Regions from separate parts of the Homo sapiens genome. Here all the other regions are linked to region 3. A link is a loop called in an ENCODE intact Hi-C map of the cell type or tissue named here. Cell type or tissue: PC-9. All regions are shown on one strand.

What was found. Hi-C counts contacts between places; a loop is a spot of excess contacts. Peaks named below come from ENCODE experiments on the same cell type or tissue, not always from the same donor. Only the 100,000 strongest peaks of a DNase experiment are listed, where the experiment ranks them.
Region 1: it touches region 3 in a loop (7-fold over the local background); 3 of 110 quality-filtered maps call a loop at or near these places.
Region 2: it touches region 3 in a loop (8-fold over the local background); 3 of 110 quality-filtered maps call a loop at or near these places.
Region 4: it touches region 3 in a loop (2.0-fold over the local background); 2 of 110 quality-filtered maps call a loop at or near these places.

The regions. Positions count from the first base shown.
Region 1 is chr6:139,566,839-139,571,838 of GRCh38, reverse strand. No RefSeq gene overlaps it. Among named protein-coding and RNA genes, the nearest start is that of LINC01625, 95 kb to the right of the region's middle. In PC-9, no CTCF peak of the experiment used is centred here; DNase peaks (open chromatin) are centred at 2,028 and 2,838; H3K27ac peaks cover 2,019 bases.
Region 2 is chr6:139,405,510-139,410,509 of GRCh38, reverse strand. No RefSeq gene overlaps it. Among named protein-coding and RNA genes, the nearest start is that of CITED2, 33 kb to the right of the region's middle. In PC-9, no CTCF peak of the experiment used is centred here; DNase peaks (open chromatin) are centred at 1,309, 2,509, 3,329 and 3,789; H3K4me3 peaks cover 1,694 bases; H3K27ac peaks cover 4,244 bases.
Region 3 is chr6:139,514,453-139,519,452 of GRCh38, reverse strand. No RefSeq gene overlaps it. Among named protein-coding and RNA genes, the nearest start is that of LINC01625, 42 kb to the right of the region's middle. RefSeq lists a cis regulatory region at 359-835. In PC-9, no CTCF peak of the experiment used is centred here; a DNase peak (open chromatin) is centred at 2,952; H3K27ac peaks cover 957 bases.
Region 4 is chr6:139,434,519-139,439,518 of GRCh38, reverse strand. LOC107986651 (a long non-coding RNA gene) reads right to left here. Exons shown (of 6, transcript XR_001744382.1): 3 at 4,668-4,741; 4 at 3,059-3,182. Among named protein-coding and RNA genes, the nearest start is that of LINC01625, 38 kb to the left of the region's middle. In PC-9, no CTCF peak of the experiment used is centred here; DNase peaks (open chromatin) are centred at 48 and 2,848; H3K27ac peaks cover 2,050 bases.

The DNA of each region.
Region 1 (5,000 bases), 52 kb before region 3:
TTACATTTATTATGCACTTTATTTCTATTATTATTACATTGTAATATATAATGAAATAATTATACAACTCAGCCAGGCATGGTGGCTCACGTCTGTAATCCCAGCACTTTGGGAGGCCGAGGCAGGTGGATCACGAGGTCAGGAGATCGAGACCATCCCGGCTAAAACGGTGAAACCCCGTCTCTACTAAAAATACAAAAAAATTAGCCGGGCGTGGTGGCGGGTGCCTGTAGTCGGGAGGCTGAGGCGGGAGAATGGCGTGAACCCGGGAGGCGGAGCTTGCAGTGAGCGGAGATCGCGCCAGTGCACTCCAGCCTGGGCGACAGAGTGAAACTCCGTCTTAAAAAAAAAAAAAGAAAAAAAAAGCAGAAAAGAAATAATTATACAACTCACCATAATGCAGAATCAGTGGGAGCCCTGAGCTTGTTTTCCTGCAGGAAAACTAAACGGTCCCCTTTAGGGGTGATGGGAGACAGTGATAGATCATCAGGCATTAAATTATCATAAGGAACACACGGCCTAGATCCCTCTTAGGCGTAGTAGGGTTCGCGCTCCTATGACTATCTAATGCCACCACTGATCTGACAGGAGGCGGAGCTCAGGCCATAATGTGAGTGATGCGGAGTGGCTGTAAATATAGATGAAACTTCCCTCATTCGCCCACCTGCCGCTCAGCTCCTGCTGTGCGTCCTGGTTCCTAACAGGTCACAGACTAGTACTGGTCCATGACCTGGGGGTTGGGGACCCCTGTTCTAAGGTATTGAGGATTTTGACCTCAACCTATGAATTTCAGGGGAATGCAATTCAAATCATAACATGCAGGAACAAAAGAAATTCCCTGCTGCCAAAAAACTTAAATTCAAATGTCAGGAGACATTGAATGTATGTGTGTATTTCTGTGTGTTTCAGAGGCAGTGAAAAATGCCCGAAAGTACCAGAGCAGTGACAGAGTTTAAGGGATTGCTACTTAAGATCCTCTCTGAAATGCCTTTTGAGCAGACCTGAATAAAGCCAGAGGCTGGACCTCGTGAAAATCCAAGTGGAAGCGTGGTCTGAGCGAACAGCATAGTGAGTGCAGATGCTCTAGACTAGAACCTCTCATTGCTGCCTCCCGCTGCAAAAGGGTCTGGGAAGTGTTAATTGTGCCAGGCACGATGTGTGCTGGGAGATATTTCACTACCAGCCCTTGGTAATTTCCTCTCCCTTTTGAAGACTTATTTCAATATTTTTTGAGCATCTACTATACTCAGCCTGCTTGGAGCTAAGTGAAAATCAAAATGAGACTGATCTTTGTCTTCTTGGAGCAAGGTTTTAAACGACTACATAATATTAGATTGGACAAGCCATAATAACTCATTGTAATTTTACTTTTCACCTCACTTCTAAGAGAAAGAAAGACCAAATAGCCTCTGAGAGAATTTTTCCCATGATAGGGTATTAAAACTTCACAAGACTCATTCCATTGGCAGCTGCTCAATTGCTGGAATTGGCTTTTATCTCAAATTAAAATCTGATACTTACACCTACTGGACGTAGAACAACACAGAACAAATATTTTTTCTCTTCCGTGTGATCATTCTTAAAATTTTGAAGAAAACTTGAATGTTTATTTATTTCCTCATTGCCTTTCACTCTCTATGTACCCCACAGTCCCTGCAATATTTATTTGCCTCTGGGTACTCTCTACTTAGTCCGAGTTTTCACTAACTGCTAGGCCTAGAGAATATGGGTTGCATGTAGGTTTTGAACATTTCCATGTTCAGTGGGAGTGTTGTTTATTGTGATGTAGATGTTATGCTTCCATTAATCCAGCCCAAGATTAAGTCAGCATTATTTGTAATCATAATGAAATGCTGGCTTCCATTAAACATTCAAATGAACATATTTTTACTTCAGCGTTAGACTTTACATTCACCACCTTCGTATTTCATCTTACTGGTTTCGATCTTCCATCTGCATGTCTTGATACTTTTTCAAATCATGACTCCATATCTATTGCACTGTGACAGAAAAGAGAAGTCCTCAGATTATTCACCGTATGACTCTGACTGAGTCACTTGATTTTCCTGAACCTCAGTTCTGCCCACTGTAAAAATAAAGGAGAGTTGGGATCTAGCAATAAGTCTGTTCTGTATAGTTGTGAGAATCAAACATGACAATCTAGGCAAAACTATTCTTTAATATGAGAAACACTATGCAAGTGTTAGTTAATAGGATTGATAGGATTGGCTTTTCTTCTTGATTTTTGTCAACTGTAAAAGTGACAAGTGTGTTTTCTATGTCTTTAGCCAACTCATTAATTCAAATGCCAGGCAAATTAAGACCAAAATATTAATCAATGTGCTTTAGGTTTGTTTACAACCTGTTGTGAATCTATCTAAAGGTATTATGACCCTATTGGTATATTCAGTTTACCTTAACCTCAAAGATCTCATCAGCCTGGCTGTGTGTCAACACGATATGGTGTAGTAGTTACCATCAACTGCTTTGAGTCGGACAAATTTAGCCTCAATTCCGGCTCAGCCACTCACTGGCAAGTAATTCGTGTAAATTACTTGATCTTACTGATTCTCTGTTTCTTATCTTTAAAAAGGGAGATAAACAAAGTACTTACCTACTGGAACTATTGTGAGGGGTAAATAAAGCAGAGCCTAGCATAGAGTAAACGTTCAACAGTGGTTGCAATTTTTATGATATTATGAAAATTAAGTCATCCTAGTCAATCCTCTGATCTTATGAAGTAGCTCTATTTCAAAAACAATAAAATAAATTAAGCTAGCATAACATGACATTCCCTGTGAACCTATGTTCACTCCCAGTAACCACCACATTCCTTTGTTAACAGTCATGAACCATTAGCTTAAAAATCCATTCTTGACTTTTTCTAGGTTCACCATCTGAGAATAGCTGATCTGTTTGTGAATTATGGAATCTGCTTCCTTTTTGTGAAAAATTAATTGACATTTCCCTTATTCATTCATCTCTTGGTCTCTGAAAGATCTCAGTAGTTACTGATATTAATCCTCAGTTCATATTCACTCATTCAAAATGAATATTCTGAGTATCTACTATTTGCCCAACATTCCAGTTTTCTCAGCAGCCTGGCATAACTTGCGCCTGTCCTGTGTTCTCATTTAAAGTGACCAGGCTTTGTCTTACTGTCCACTTATCTATGTAGACTTGCAGTCAACTCCCTCTTTACATTGTTTGTGAATGTGGACAAGTCATTTAATGCTAAGTCACAATTTCCACCCCAGTAAAGTAGGATAACTACTGTGACTACCTCACAGGGCAAAAATAAATGAGACGAAGTGAAAAAAAAAAGTCCCCCAAACCCAAAGCACCCCCCAAAATTAATTCAAGGCATAATTTTCTTTTCCTTCCAGCCAGCAGACCACTTTCCTTGCTGCTGAACGTGAAAACAGAATATGAATTTACCAGTTCTGTTATCTGTTATTATTACACCATCTGCCCCAAGCAGTTTGGAATCACTTCCTTGTTCTACTTTCAAACACAGATGAAAATGACTTTTTGTGGTCTTTAACATTTTCAATAAACCCAAATTTTGTTATTTTTTGTTATTCATTTGTTATTTATACCCCTATGATATTCTGTATTAAAATACAAGTACAGTCAGATCCAGCCAAACCAAAAAAGGATGAAGAGATCAAGCATGAAAAGGAGGAGATAGAGCCTTGCTCTGACTGGATCATAAACCTGCCTGGGAGCAAGATGACAGAATGGAAGTCTCCAGTGCTCATTGTCCCTCTTCCTTACAGGAACATCAAACTGCACAGCTATCCAAACAAAAAAGCGCTTTCCTTAGAACCAAAACTCGGCCGGGCGCAGTGGCTCACGCTTGTAATCCCAGCACTTTGGGAGGCCGAGGCGGGTGGATCACGAGGTCAGGAGATCGAGACCATCCTAACACGGTGAAACCCCATCTCTACTAAAAATACAAAAAATTAGCCGGGCGTCGTGGCGGGTGCCTGTGGTCCCAGCTACTCGGGAGGCTGAGGCAGGAGAATGGAGTGAACCTGGGAGGCGGAGCTTGCAGTGAGCCAAGATCGCACCACTGCACTCCAGCCTGGGCAACAGAGCGAGACTCCATCTAAACAAACAAACAAAAAGAACCAAAACTCAGGTAAGCAATCACAGTACTGGGTTTTAACATCATATTAAGGAAAGAGGCACAGAAGAGAGTAGGAAAGACAGTCCAGAACTGTTGACACCACCCTTCCTCCATCCCCTGGCAGTGGCTGCATGGCACACAGACAGCATCTGTGTGCTTGGGGAAGGAAGAGCACAGTGATTGTGGGACTTTGCGTTGGAACTCAGTGCTGGCTTGTTGCAGTGGAAAACAACACAGGGCAGAACTCAGCCCGTGACCATGGAGGGAGTGTTTAGACCAGCCCGAGCCACAGGCAAATCATTCATCATAGCAGTTGGAATCTGAGTTCCGGCAGACCCCCCACTCACTGCAGGCTAAAGTGCTCTGGGGATCTAAATAAACTTGAAAGGTACTCTAGGCCACAAAGACAGCAATTCCTGGGCAAGTCCTGGTGCTCTTCTGGGCTCATAGCCAGTGGACTTGGGGGGCACATGACCTAGTGAGACACCAGCTGGGAGTGGGAAGGGAGTGTTTGCACCACCTCTCCCCCAACCATAGGCAGTGCAGCTTGCAGCTCTGAAAGAGACTCCTTCCCTCAGTTTGAAATAAGAGTAAAGGAGACTTGGTCTTTCAGCTCGGGTACCAGCTCAGTGACAGTACAATAGGATAGCAGACAGGGTCCTGAGACCCTCATTCCAGGCACTAGCCCCTGGATGACATTTCTAAACACATGTTGGGCCAGAACCATTTCCAGCTGTGGTAGCTATAGGGAGAGAATTCTTCTGGAGGGAAGGAAAAGGAAGAGTAAAATGAACTTCATCTTGCAGCTTAGGTACTAGCGTGGCCACAGTAGGACAGTGCACCAAGTGGGCTCCTGGAGTCCTCAATT
Region 2 (5,000 bases), 110 kb after region 3:
TCTCAAGAAACTGGGACCATTAATGTACAATACTCTTCATTGTATTTTGCTCTGCTCTATATTCAAACCTGAATGAACCGGATTAAAAAAACACGCACTTTTTTTTTAACCTTTCACCTAACAAAGAATACAATAAACAGTAGCCTCATTCAGAGATCTTTGGTACAGAGCAGGATGCTTTAGACACTTAATATTAGTCTTATTAAGTCTTATTAGGCTTAGTAGTAGACATGTAAGAGAATAAGAGGAAAAGAGATGAGAAGAAGGCAGCTATTGGCAAAGTTTGGGAATCCCTAGCCCCCTTTTCCTCAGCCCGCATCTTTGGCACCGACATCCACCCACTACAGATGGCCTGTCAATGTCTTTCCAGGGCATCACAGCATTCTAGCCCAACCGTTTTCATGCCGTGCTCTCTTCGTCCTGTCTCTGACCCCCTCACACTCCACTTTGCAGGTTAGACATCTGGAATCTCATGTCCTCGGGGCCAGGTTTGGTTGTTAGGAAGCACAATAAACTATTCCTTTCAACTAATAGGATAGAGTAAAGTAGAAGACACCACTCACTTCACCACTTCGTATAGGTACATTCAAACTGCTACCAGGGCTTCCTGGAGGTGATGGCCACTCTTTTTTTTTTGAGATGGAGTCTCACTCTGTCGCCCAGGCTGGAGTGCAGTGGTGCAATCTTGGCTTACTGCAAGCTCTGCCTCCCAGGTTCATGCCATTCTCCTGCCTCAGCCTCCCAAGTAGCTGGGACCACAGGCCCGACTAATTTTTTGTATTTTCAGTAGAGACAGGGTTTCACCACCAGGATGGCATCGATCTCCTGACCTCGCGATCCGCCCATCTCGGCCTCCCAAAGTGCTGGGATTACAGGCGTGAGACACCGCGCCCGGCCGATGGCCACTCTTTTATTGACTCACCCCAAGACTGATCCCAGGGGTGAGGATCCTAGCCCAGGCTATAAGAAGAGATAATACCACGTCAGGTTTCAATTTTGGCCACTGGGCTGGAGATGGCTGAGTGAGGGATGAGTGAGGGGAGATCACAGCACTAGACCTGGCCTCATCAGTTGGCATGTTCCCTAACAGTATGCAGATGGACTAGCTGCAATCCAGCTAGCCTTCCTGGAGGAATCACTTCTACTCCCATCTCTGTGCAGGTTAACCACAATCAACATTTGAGTCACAATATCCAACATATATGGATGGCTTGTAGAAAACAACCTTTTAGAATTCCAGCACCAGTAACACCAGTCGCTAGCAACAGCCCTTGTCATAACAAGATATTGTGAGTTGTGCAACCAATTTCTTGTGGCTAGGAGGTTCTTTTGTCTGGCAGCCAGGTAAAACAAGGGCTGACTCCTTTAAACAGTCTCCCTTCCCCTACATACCCTTCATACACAGAATTCCTTTCGAAGCCACCGAAAATCCCTTTCCCAAAACAGAGATGAGAACAATTCGTTTGTTTTTGTATGAACCTTGGCTTTCCCTCCAACTATCCTAGCTAGTTCCCTTTTCTCTTTCAGACCCCTTCTCAAAGCTCCCGCATTCCACGTTCCCACGAGGGCTTTTCCGACGATGGGTCTTCTCTAAATCAAAGTGGCTACAGTCCAAAGTTGTACCAAAGAAAAATTCACCAGCTTCCAGCAAAGTCTCAGCAGTATGATTGACCTTTTCTTCCTGCATGTTTTTATTATTGTTTAATTGTCATGTCTGTCCCAGTTAGGTGACAAACATGAGGTAGGAATCGCTTTAATCCTTGCGTTTTTATAGTACTTCAAATGAATACTCCACTCAGTAAATTGAAAATCATTATTATATATAAATACATATGTTAATGCATGACCTGGAAGATCAAGTGGCAGAATGAATAAACAATTACTGGCAAACACCAGGGTATGGCATTTCAAGGAAGTCATCGCAGAATCACCAGCAATTATCTTCACAAACTTAAGGTATCTATGGACTGAAAGAGAGAAATGCACATGTGTTTCTGAAAGAAAAATAAGAAAACTAAAAAAATTAGACTCAATGTCTTAACATTCAAATCCAGAAATATATTGTTATCCTATAGACACACACACACACACACACACAGACACACACACACACACACACACACACACACACATACACACTAGCTTACTGGAAAAAAATTAAGACCGTTCTGTTTAAAAAGAAACTGTCTCAATCAGTTTCTTTTTAATTAGCATTTGACTAAGATCACATTAGTCAACTGCTACTCCTCAAAAGTATGACAAGTCGGGTAAAAATCAAGTAGAAGGCAAAGACATAAATAGTTTTGAGTATTGTGCAGTTTTAAGTGTTGTCTTGCTATTGGGCAATTCAGAACTGCACCCTGAAATCATCCCCTCATCCGGTAGATGCATAAGTGATTAGAAGGCTTTTCTCACTAAGTAATTATTAATGGTCCAGTGGCAGCCCAGAGATGCATACCTCATGGAATTCCAGAGAGGTTGGTCTTAACTTAGTGCTATTTTTAGTAGTGACTTAGATGATGGGAGAGAATGTGGTTATTAAATTCAGCGATGACATCAAATCAGGTGTGGTACATTCCACTTTGGAAAACTGGATAGAAGTGCAAATGATCTTGATAAGTTGGAGAAGTGGGTGGACATAAACAGGGTGAGGTTCTGTAGTGTCATTCATATGGGAAGAAAAACAAACCACAGAAATGCAGGATTCATTCTGTGATGTCATACAGAAAACGCTCTGGAGATCATCGTCAACACAAGCTATTAGGGTTCAGGCTTGAGCTTTAAAAGCATGTTTGATTTAGTAAAAGAAAAACAAGTGTTCTTTCCTTGATGCTCAGTACCAGCTACAGGCTATCCTAGAATACTCCACACCATCTTTAAGTTCGCATTTTAAAGTGGAATACGGAGAATGTGAGGGTGTTTAATAAAAAATCAGTTTTTTAAATTGGTTATATGTTGAAGAAATAGCCCTTAGAGAAACAACTAAAATCATAAAGCTATTTGGCCTAGAGAAGACTATGAAAGGGACTTACTCAATTTCAACCTCAGGAAGAAGAAGGTGGGAGAAGATCAGTTTCAAATTAGATTAGAAAAGCTTTCTAATTTTTCTTTTAAAAAAGCTATAGAAAATCAGATATCCCTCACTGAAAACTTAAAAAAATGGGTTTAAGTTGGGAATTGCTTTATGTGTAGACAGAAGACAAAACTACACCTGGGAGAGTAAAATCAAACCCAAAATCTCTGTGTGTCCTGTTTATCTGGTTTGTCTCCCTTTTATCTGACAAAGAAAGCAGGGTTGAGAAGGAAGAGGAAGAACTGTCCAGGGCTTCAGGACCCTCACTTCCTTGACAGGACTCTGACAGCTCAAGCCCCATTGCTCACTCTTGCTTCCCAGGTCTAAATGCTGCATTGCTTGGATTCTTGGCTATTTTGTTTCAGGGATGGTCACTTTGCAGGTAATATTGAGCACAGAAACGCACACACATGCACACACACACACACACACACAAAGCCGAAGCCCTTCACCACCTCTAAGGTGGGAGGCAGCCTGATTCACCTCAAATTTCACTTTTGCTCATTCCCATCACTGGGCTTTGGCTCAAACCTTGGGCTCTGGTCTGAAATGCATAATACATCTTTTCATCGCCCTCCTAAGAACTCCCTGCTTTTCAAGGCCGGATGCAGTTCCACCTCTCACAGAGCCTGTCTGACCTCTTCTAGTCATAGCAATTTCTCCTTCTTAGGAACTCCCAGCATTTGTTTACTGTCAATGTCATTCACTTGATACATAGTCACACTCAGCCTTGTGACATCTCAGGTACTGTTGAATCACCATTTAACATTTACTGTGTGTCTACACTATACTACTACCTAGGCCATAAGCTCTTTAGGGTGAGGATTCTGTGTTAAACTGTGTTGTATCTACAGCACCTAACTCAGCAAGTGATGTACTCTGCTCATGGTAGGGACTAGGTTATTCCTTGCTTAATGAGTGAATGAATGATTAAGGAGAATGTTTAGAGTAAATTCGATCTGGAAACGTTGCTCTCTACCTTGGAAAACTGTTTCTAAGGAGGGACTATTTCATGAGAAAATAAAACCCAATTCAGGGAAAAACTTAACGTTTCATAAATTTTTGGTGGGAAAAGTAGATGTCAACATTATAAAACCCAGTAAAACAATCACAATGTCTGTTTTTATCTAGGAAATATTAAATTGCACAGTTCCTCACAGGAAAAGAAAACCAAATACCAAGTGTTCTCATTTATAAGTAGGAACTAAATGCTGGGGACTCATGGACACTGGGGACTATTAGAGGCGGGAGGAAGAATGGGGGGAGAGGGCGGAAAAACTATTGGGTACTATGCTTAGTACCTGGGTGAGAGGATCTATTGTACCCCAAACCTCAGCATCACACAATATACCCATGTAGCAAACCTGCACACGGACCCCTTGAATCTAAAATAAAAGTTGCAATATAAAAAACAATGGTTAATACTTGGCTTCTCATCGACAACAATGGAAGCCAAAATTCTTGTCAATCAAGAATTCTATGTCCAGATAACTCTCCTACAAGCTGTAGTAGCCATAGCTTTACCAATAAAGCAATGGCATTTTTAAAAATTTGTTAGACATCACCAATATATGTAATTCTTTTTTTTTTTTTTTTTGGGAAATGAAGTCTCACCCTGTCACCCAGGCTGGAGTGCAGTGGCGCCATCTTGACTCACTGTCACCTCCTCCTCCTGGGTTCAAGCAATTCTCGTGCCCCAGCCTCTGGAGCAGCTGGGATTACAGGTGTGTGCCACCCCACCTGGCTAATTTTTGTATTTTTTTAGTGAAGACACAGTTTCTCCATGTTGGCCAGGATGGTCTCGAACTTCTGACCTCAGGTGGTCCACCCACCTCAGCCTCCCAAATTGGTGGGATTACAGGCATGAGCCACTACACCCAGCCATATATACAATTTTTATTTGTCAATTTAAAAAAGTAAATTAAAA
Region 3 (5,000 bases):
TCAAGGGAGAAAATTCCTCTTATCCTTGCTAAGCCATATCTACATGGAAATAATAGTCAATAGGCTTTCTATATCTAGATGGTAACGGTTTCTTTTCCCAAGGATTGGCACCAGATAGGTTGTTTGGGGAAAGGGGTAAGAAGGGGAAGCACGTGGATTTGCCGCTCACACCTACTATAAACGCTACAAAACAACATTCTTCTTTTATTTTGAAGCCACATTCTGTAAGCTTGTGAGTTAATTCATTAATTCACCAGAAATTTATTTTACACTCATCACACATCAGACACTATGCCAGGCCCTCAGGATATAAAAGTGAATAAATAATATAATTAATCATAATAATAGCTTCCATTATTGGGTGGCTAGCATGTGCCAGGAATTCTACCTCCGTTATGCAATGGAATGCCCACAACTAACTTCTAAATGAGGCATTATGTTCCCATTTGTCAATGGAACACTAAGATGAAGAAATGAGCGTTCTGAGAGGCTAATAAAAGTGGCAGATGGCTCAAGGAACTCCAGTGTGAGAGCGAGATAAGCACTCCATGTTTGCAATATTCTATGGGAAATGCTAAAACAGAGATTACAAAAATAATAGGAGGAGCTTCTAACTCAGCACAGGGGAGAGGAGATCGATAGGCGAGGAGAGGGGAAAGTAGGAGTGTGTATGAGAGCCAGAGAGATAAGGTATCTCTCTGAGGGTGTGTGTGTGGGGGCGGGGGAGAATGTGTGTCCGTGTGTGTATGTCTGTGTGTGCGTGGGTATACATGTTTCTTTCTGTTTGTTTTTTGTTTTTTTGTTTGTTTGTTTGTTTGTTTTTGAGACAGACTCTCGCTCTGTCGCCCAGGCTGGAGTGCAATGGCACGATCTCGGCTCACTGCAACCTCTGCCTCCTGGGTTCAAACGATTCTTCTGCCACAGCCTCCCAGGTAGCTGGGATTACAGGCGCCCACCACCACACCTGGCTAATTTTTGTAGAGACGGGGTTTCACCATGTTGGCCAAGCTGGTCTTGAACTCCTGACCTCAGGTGATCTGCCCGCCTTGACCTCCCAGAGTGCTGGGATTACAGGCGTGAGCCACCACGCCCGGCCCTGGGTATACATATTTGTGTGTGTGTGTGTGTGTGTGTGTGTGCCTGCGCGCAAGTGCACATGTGCCCTGGGGGGGGGAGAAGGTCATAGCACCCCAGAGATATACAGTCCAGGAAAGGAGATAGGGGTAATATGAACTGTCTTTCAACCAACCATACCCACAAAAAGCTTCCCTCTGCATTTCTGCAGGATGAAGCGTGTTGCAAGAGAAAACAGCAGGGCTTACGCACAGTGTTTGGGGGATGACACAAGAGGCCCTGACAAGATACTTTTTATCAGCTTGAAGAAGAGGGGGCATTTATCTTGACAGACTAATTACCCGCTTTGAGTTAGATATTGTTCCGTCTATCCGTGTACCCAATGTGGCTATAGTAATGACAGGTTTTTTAAACAAACAAACCAAAGCTTCTAGGTCCAAATAAATGCTGCAAAGTAGTCACCTTAAGTTTAATTGCTTATTTCATTGTCTCTCTCATTGCTCAAGGCATTTCAGAAACATCTCTTTTGAAATTGCCTTCATAGCTTACGGTGCATTTTTTTTTTGAATATCCTTAACGGTGATAAATTTTCACCAGTTAAAGGGTAGTATTTTTGGTTTTGTTTCAAGTCAAAAAAATCATTTTGAGCTAAGTCCATGATGACTGATTAAACTGGATAAAAATAATCAAAAACACCAATTAAATGCTAGGCACTAAACTGTTTTTCATGAATCATCTCACCTAATTTAATTCTTAACACAAATCTATAAGGTGAATATTAATGTCCCTATTTGATATATATTTAATAATTATAAAATTAGCACATGTTATTGAAGGAAGGTTGAAAAATCTTGAAGAGTAGAGACCAAAGCTGCTTCAGTGTCCCACTTACCCACATCGAATCACTACTGATATTACTGCGCTTATCTACCTAGTGTTTCTTCTATGGGTAAGCATAAGAATACATTTTCCCCAAAAATTAATAACAATGTGTATAACCTTATAATTTTTCACTTACTATTATATTGTGAACAATTTTTCATGTCACTAAATTTCTTCCACAAAAATCTTTACTCCCTATTTGGTATTCCTGTTTGTGGATATATCATAGTCTACTCACACAATTCCAATATTTCAATGCTGCAAAGGAACATTCTTCATAGATAAAACTTTGTGGATTTTTATGATCGTTCCCATCAGATAATTTCCTAGAAGTAGAACCACTAGATCCAGGACATGAATCTTTTTGTTAAAAGTTTCCCATTTCTTGGATGAGTAAATCAAAACTCATTAAGCACTTTCCAAGATCATAAAAGTACAATCTAGCGGAAGTTAGATTTGATGCAGGTCTTTGACTCTCTAAAGCCTGTGGGGTTTTTTTTTTCCCCCAATATGATAAATTAATTTTGATGGAAAATGAGAAATATCAATAAAATAAAGAATTTTCACACGTGCAACCAAAACTATTCATGAAAGGCTGTTTTTAAAGGAGTTAAAAAATGCTTTGGATTTGCATTGTTTCCCTAGGTGACTCTTCCAGGAATCAAGCTCGTTTCTGAGTTTGTGTTTTGTTATATTTCTTCCTAAAGCACTCATTTTACTTCATTGTTACATTCTTTGAAGATGTCAGTTCTGTCCTTTATGAATCTACAATATTATGAATATTCTGGCCCACGCACTGGGATTTTGGTTAAAGTGACAAAAAGCACAGTCTCTCTGGCATTTAGGTAACCAGTTTTGGACAAACTTGGTTACAATTCAGGCAAGCCGCAGGCAGGTTGGGAGTCCACACCCACGTGTTTAGAATACCAAATGACTAATAGATAACCAGTCTTCTTTAAGCCTGGCTACATTCTGATAACAAGGAAAAAAAAAAAAAAAAAAAAAAAAAAAAATCTTCCACCCAGAGCTCTCTAGTTTGTTATAAACATGTAGCCTGTTCTCCTGGAAGGATGAGTGGAATGAGCAATACAAGAACAACCTGCTCCCGGCCGGGCGCGGTGGCTCACGCCTGTAATCCCAGCACTTTGGGAGGCCGAGGCGGGCGGATCACGAGGTCAGGAGATCGAGACCATCCCGGCTAAAACGGTGAAACCCCGTCTCTACTAAAAATACAAAAAATTAGCCGGGCGTAGTGGCGGGCGCCTGTAGTCCCAGCTACTTGGGAGGCTGAGGCAGGAGAATGGCGTGAACCCGGGAGGCGGAGCTTGCAGTGAGCCGAGATTGCGCCACTCCAGCCTGGGCGACAGAGCGAGACTCCGTCTCAAAAAAAAAAAAAAAAAAAAAAAAAAAAAAAAAAAAAATTGAGATTCAATGTATTCATCTTGTTGTCTAGAAAAAGTATGCCTTTATACGAAAAACATATATATTTATACAGACACACAGAAATGCACACAGGTAAGAACATACTAAGCCTTAATGAGTTTGCTGTACACATGAGACTTTCTGCAGCAGAATAATGCATCAGTGGCAAAATAGGTCAAATGGTGGGAACCTCCACATCTTTGAAATCTTTATGAATACAATGCTGTTCCCACATTACCTCTTGCCTAAGAGCTTCAAAACAGAGCCTTGTGAGGAATGTGAAGCAGAATAAAAATCCCAGCTCTTGTGTGGCACATTAAAGAGCCCCACATTCTGGGACTCTGGTGTCATGTTCACAGGGACACATTCTTGTGGCTAAAACAGTGCTTGTAGGTCGTCTGCTCTGAATGAAAAGGGATTTTCCATATGTGTTTTCATAATGAGTGTTAGGATTTGGTTACATGTTTTATCCAAACTGTGAAAAGCTGATGGTAGCAATTCAGAATTCTAGCAATGATCTAAACGACATGCTTACGTTTTCATAGAAACATTGTGGGGAACACTCTTCAAACCACTCTCTTGGTGCCATGCTTATTTTTTAATTTCACAGTCTATTTCAACACATTTTTCCCACGTATGAAGCTCAGCTCCTTCACTTTCCCCCCATCATTTCCGTAGAGCTATGTTCATGTCAGATACAAGAAAAAAGGTATTGAGAGTCAAGGAATACAGCAGGTTTGTGCAGGAATAATTGTGGTAGCTCGGATGTTCCCTGAGTAACACTTAGACGTTGAACATTCATTTCTGTAAAGTCTCTAATAAAAATGTTAGCAACCACAGGGCTCGTCTTTCTGAGCGTTACCTCTTCTCTCCCAGGTCATTTTGTGCTTTTATCAAAACTGATTTCTCTGGCCATGTCTGTAGCATATGTTGCTTTATTGTTTGCTAATATCATGCTAACATTACACTCACAAAACAGTCTGTGGAGCCTGACTTCTGTCCACACAGTCTGTGTTACAGCACAAGCTGGAGATTGTTCCCAGCTCTAGTCAAATGACTCCCTTTAGGCAAGTTGCTTAACGTCAGTTTCCACATGTATCAACTGGGATCCACGCTATGATCTATCTGAGGTCTTTGGAGGAAAGGCCACATTCCTTGTTTCTCAAACTCTCTCCTTGCAGGGGACCAGTCTTCTGACTTTGCAGACAAAAGAAAGACCCATCATTTTTAAATGGCCTTCTTTTGCCTGGTGGGCCAAGCATTATCAGATCCTTACTTTTTAAATACTTCTTTATCTCTCAAATACACAACTGTCTCCTGAAACTTGTAAATATTTTCCAAAACTTGAATGTGTGTTTACTCAAAAACATCCTATCAAGGTGTAATTTTGGAGGTAGAATATATTACCAATTTATTTTACTAATGCATGTACAATCTGTTGTTCTACACGAGCAAAATGAATGTTTATTCTTTGCTTTAAGGCTGAGGTTCAAGTCAACAGTTTTTAAGCACAACCCACTGCGAACGATAGTGGAACTATAAATACAAACAAGGCCTTGTCTCTTCCCTTAAGGAGGTGATGATCCAGGAGAGACAGGGACTTCTAAAAGACTACAGCCCCA
Region 4 (5,000 bases), 80 kb after region 3:
CTCTAGCGGTTCCCTTAGCAACAGCTCTTACTTTTTACGACTCACCTTGGCTACACACTGCCTTCGCAATCGTTTGTCAGACTGATTTCCAAAACAGCTCAGATCCCTCTCAGAACTAAACATTCAGAGCAGGAGTTGAAGTGGAAAACATAAAACCTTTTTGAACAGAGGTTTAAAATCTCCTTAAAAGTCATCATAGCTTCCCAGGTCAACGGAAAAAAATATATATGTCAAAAAATAAGTGGGGAAAAGTAAAGAAACTACAAAAAGCTGTTGCACTGCAATTCTAAGTATTTGACAAATGTATACAGAGATGAAGAATAACAGCTGAAAATGAAAATAGTTTTATTGGTGTATTACGAAAGTAGGAGATTAAAAAATAATATTATATTCTTGTTATATTTGTTTTTTATAAAAATGTCAAAACACCTCTCATGCACTCATTCAACAAACATTTATGGTACTCTTAACTTGTGTTTACCTTTGTTTACTCCACCCTCCCCTCATCTTTTTCTCATCTCTCCTATGCCTTCAGGTGTTTAATCAGTCCTTTAATATTTGCACCTGTGTGTATACTTTCCCTCCCGATCGGGCTTTTCGATGGCAATGGATTGTCTATTTTTTTCCCCTATAAACCTTCACTACTTCTCTCCTGTGGATAGTATACTTGAGTTACATGAAACAAGTTCAAGTTTACAAGTTCAGCTAACATACCGGATAAAATACAGAGAAGGATCTTCATGCCTTCCCCCACTAGGGTTGGTGGTCCCCAAGAGAGGATAAACAACATCTGAACACCAGGGCCACCGTTTTAAAAGGGATGCTGGTATTCATTTAGGGTAAGAATGGGTGTGTGAATCAAGGTTCAATGAGATAAGCAGAACTACCGTGAGTGATGTAAAATAGGGATTCAAGTCTTAACACTAGTATGGGAGCTAGTGGAAAAGTCTACATGAGGCTGTGGCTTCTGTGACTGGCATGGGCATGGAGTGGCTGTGGACCTGAGCCAACAGTCAAGAAGGAAAGCTGGTCGTCAGTGCAGGAGCGCAAGGACAAACCAGAGCGTAAGAGAATAAACTGGGCCAAGCACGGTGGCTCACGCCTGTAATCCCAGCACTTTGGGAGGCCGAAGCGGGTGGATCACTTGAGATCAGGAGTTCGAGACCAGCCTGGCCAACATGGTGAAACCCCATCTCTACTAAAAATACAAAAAGTAGCTGGGCCTGGTGGCATGCACCTGTAATCCCAGCTACTCAGGAGGCTGAGGCACGAGAATCACTTGAACCCGGGAGGCAGAGGTTGCAGTGAGCCGGAATCGCATCACTGCACTCCAGCATGGGCGACAGAGCGAGACTCCTTATCAGGAAAAAAAAAAAAAAAAAGGAGAAAGAGAGAGAATAAACTGGAACCCATGAGGACAAATTGGAATTCACGTCTGTCTTTCATCCGCTTCAGCATCAGTGACAAGGAAATCTGCATGGTAAAGCCAACACACTTTACCATGGAGCTGTGCATATATCAGGCTAGAGATTCAGAGAAGCCAAAGGAAGATCCGTGGTTGCTGGAGGAGCTGTGGCCTGGGTGGTCCACAATGTGAACTCATGACCGTCATCAGTTTGCATAATCTGCCACTGCACCTGCAGTTCTACATCCACCTTCAGTGGGTGAAATATGGCTGCTGCTTCACTTTCTCCTTCCAGATCTTGTTCAAATCTTTTTTGTGCCTAAATGTAACCTGGAGCCACAATGAAAGGGATTACGAGAAATGGAGTTTAACTAAGATGACCCAGTACAAAGGTACACAATAGATGTCTCCATTTCTCTCCCCGGAATGAGTTTGTAGAAACAACAGCTATAATCATTCTAAATTCAATTTAATCCTAGGCTTGGCACCAAATCTCAAGGTTCTGGAATTTCCAGAAGACTTGCTTAAGGGTCTCATTCTCATGTCTAAATGTAGGAATGGAGAAGTCAACTAAATAGGAGATCCTTACAGAAACAAGAAGAAATGAAGGATTGGAGTTGGGAACTATTTGAAATTATACTAATGATCATGTCTTCTATTGAATTAAAAGCAACTACCAGTAATGTACTAAGGAGTTTTCCAAATTCCTAATCCTCTCTGTTGCCCTCCAAAAAAAAGGAGAGAGACAGAGAGAAAGATAAAAGTAGCAAGCTGCTCTTTGCATGAAGAAGTCATTCATGTATTCATCGACAAGAAGCAGCAGCCAAGCATTTACAGAGTACCTATCCAGCTACTCGGGCAGGCTGGGCACTGTGCTAATATAGCGTCCTACATGGGGACTGTCTTACAGAAGATTGGAAAAAGGATAAGAATCCATTTTTAGCATATTTGAACAGAAAGTTGCTATGCAACAGCCTCACACCTAAGCAAAATGCTGGCTGCTGGCCTTCAGCCTGGGCATGGCCCAGGGCAGGTGGAGGCAACTGACACCAAGGACATTCTCTCAGAGACAAGACAGCCCCTGGAAGCCCCACTAGCAGATCTACCTGGGATCCTTAGATTAAAAATTATGTGCAAATAGCTATCAAAATGTCAGAGAACACTCAACTAAAAGCATGATCATGATCGTCATCATCATCATCATCGTCATGACTCCTGCTACCCACACAATCTGCAAATAGCAAGACTTTTGTCCTTCTACACAGACGTGGAGTCCAGCCAAATACCTCTGTGGCCTGAGGCATCTGCAGATCTGGACCCAGTCAACAGAGGTTGAGTGATTGGATGTGGGCCAGAAAATTCCTTACTTTTATTTCTTCCACTTGGTGGAATAAGAACACAGTGTTGTCTTGGTAAAACCCGCTCCTGTGCTTCTTCCCTTTGCAAAAGGCAGGCTGGACATCATTACTTTGAAAACATGACATTTTTTGCATTGGTGAGTTGGGTTGGGTTTTGTTTTGCTGTTGTTGTTTCCTGTATAATGATTATTCACATACACCTGACTAATCACTTGTCACATTAAAAGTCAAAGGCCTCCCATCAGGAATTTAGAGGATTTATTTTCCCCACCATGGAGTTCTCATCAGGACTGACCTGTTAGAACCAGTTTGATGGCCACAGCTGCTTGCATCCCCATGACTGCCGCACAGTCCCTTTAATCACTTCTCAGAGTCCAGGGAGGTCCCTGGGAAGGCTGATTCCACTGCGGGATATTTATCTGAAGTAAATTCAGAAAATGGTGTCATCTCTTGCCATGTGGATGCAGAATATCATAATAATATCATTCCTATTCGTTCCAGTAAGGTTCATTTGACTGTATCTGCTTTTATTTTAAAATAGAAATCTTGCCCTGCTGTGGATCACACATTTTCCCACCCAAGTTAATTGGTAATGCCAAAAATGTACCTTATAATGGATTTTTACTAGGCATTAAAAATATATAATTGGCCAGGCACAGTGGCTCACTCCTGTAATCTCAGCACTTTGGAAGGCAGAGGCGGGAGGATCGTTTGAGCCAGGGAGTTCGAGACCAGCATGGGCAACATGAGACCCTGTCTCTATTTTATAAATAAAAAATAATAACAAAATTTTAAAATACATAATCAAGTAAGAGCAGCTATATTGAAACATTCATATAAACTCTAGTCAATACATTTGGTTTCTCAGCTATTCCTCCACAGTGAAATATTTGGTATTAAATAAGTGTATGTTAAGTGGTAATAAATCTTCAACTTCAGTCATTTCAATATTTTGCTAACCTCCAAGCAATTGACTTTTAAATTCATCTAATTTTTATTATTATGATAATACATAAAATCATGTTCATCAATACAAAATAGATCCATTTAGCTCATCAGTATTTTATATATTCATAAATTTTATAAAATATGAGGAAATTTTCATGGTATTTTCTGATGTGCCTTGTTAGAGAATAAAATTTATGCTTTTGAAAAATTATATTTGGTTACTAGTCTTTCCCTCTAGTCTTATAATTTTCTGACAAAAAATACACCCTCTACAATAAAACATAAATATTCAGAATTTGAAAACACATGACAATGATGAATTGGTCACATTTACATTTATTAACTATAACAAAAATGTAATATCTACCATCAGTAAGAACTTGCTATATGCCAGGTGCTGTGCTAAACACATTATGTGGGTTACCTCCCTTAATCCTTATAAAACTTCTGTGTGTGAGTACTGAGTACTATAAGTATTAGACCCATTTCATACATAAATAACATATGCTGTAGAGAGGTAAAGTAAATATACAAGGCTACCCAGCTGGTAAGTGGTACAACTGGGATATCAGTCACAGGTCTGATTCTAGAGTTTGAGCTCGTGCCACACAGACTAGTGATCTTCAGTTTAAGGGGGATGAAGGGTTACAGAGTTCTCTGAGAAGCTGGTTAAAGTTACAGGACCTCTCACGAGGAAAATGCAACCCCCCCCACACGTACACACACATTTTCACTGCATACAGTTATAAGGGTTTCTAGAACCCCTTAAAAACCATCCAGCATTTCCTTGGTATCCATAAGCCCTAAATTATGGCACTCCTATTTAAATATTTCCTTAAGTATTAAGGTGTAGGGATTTGATTGCTGACTATCTAAAGACATTGCTCTGCAAATGAAAATGTTACATGAATGTGGAGAAAGAGCAACCCAGATACTTAGACACCTGAATGTCCTACCTGTGGTCAGAGCCAGGGAGTCAGAAAATAAGGAGTCCTGCCCTACAGGTGTCTGTGTTAGGTTCTTCCAGTTACTGCAAGAAATGAGGGAGGAGTGGTGGTTGTAAGAATACACACTGGAGAGAGAACCTCACAGAAATAAGAACAAGCACTGTGGTAGGGCCAGACCTTTCTGAGCATGAAATTGGACAAGAAGATTGTGCAGGTCCAGAGACAATTCTCTGCCAGCAGCAGCAGGGTTATGTGGTGGGACCCCTGTGATCTGTCTCTGCTCATCCACTCAGTTCTCTTCTATCTAACTGATTTATTCTTTACTCCAGATTGTATGGTTCA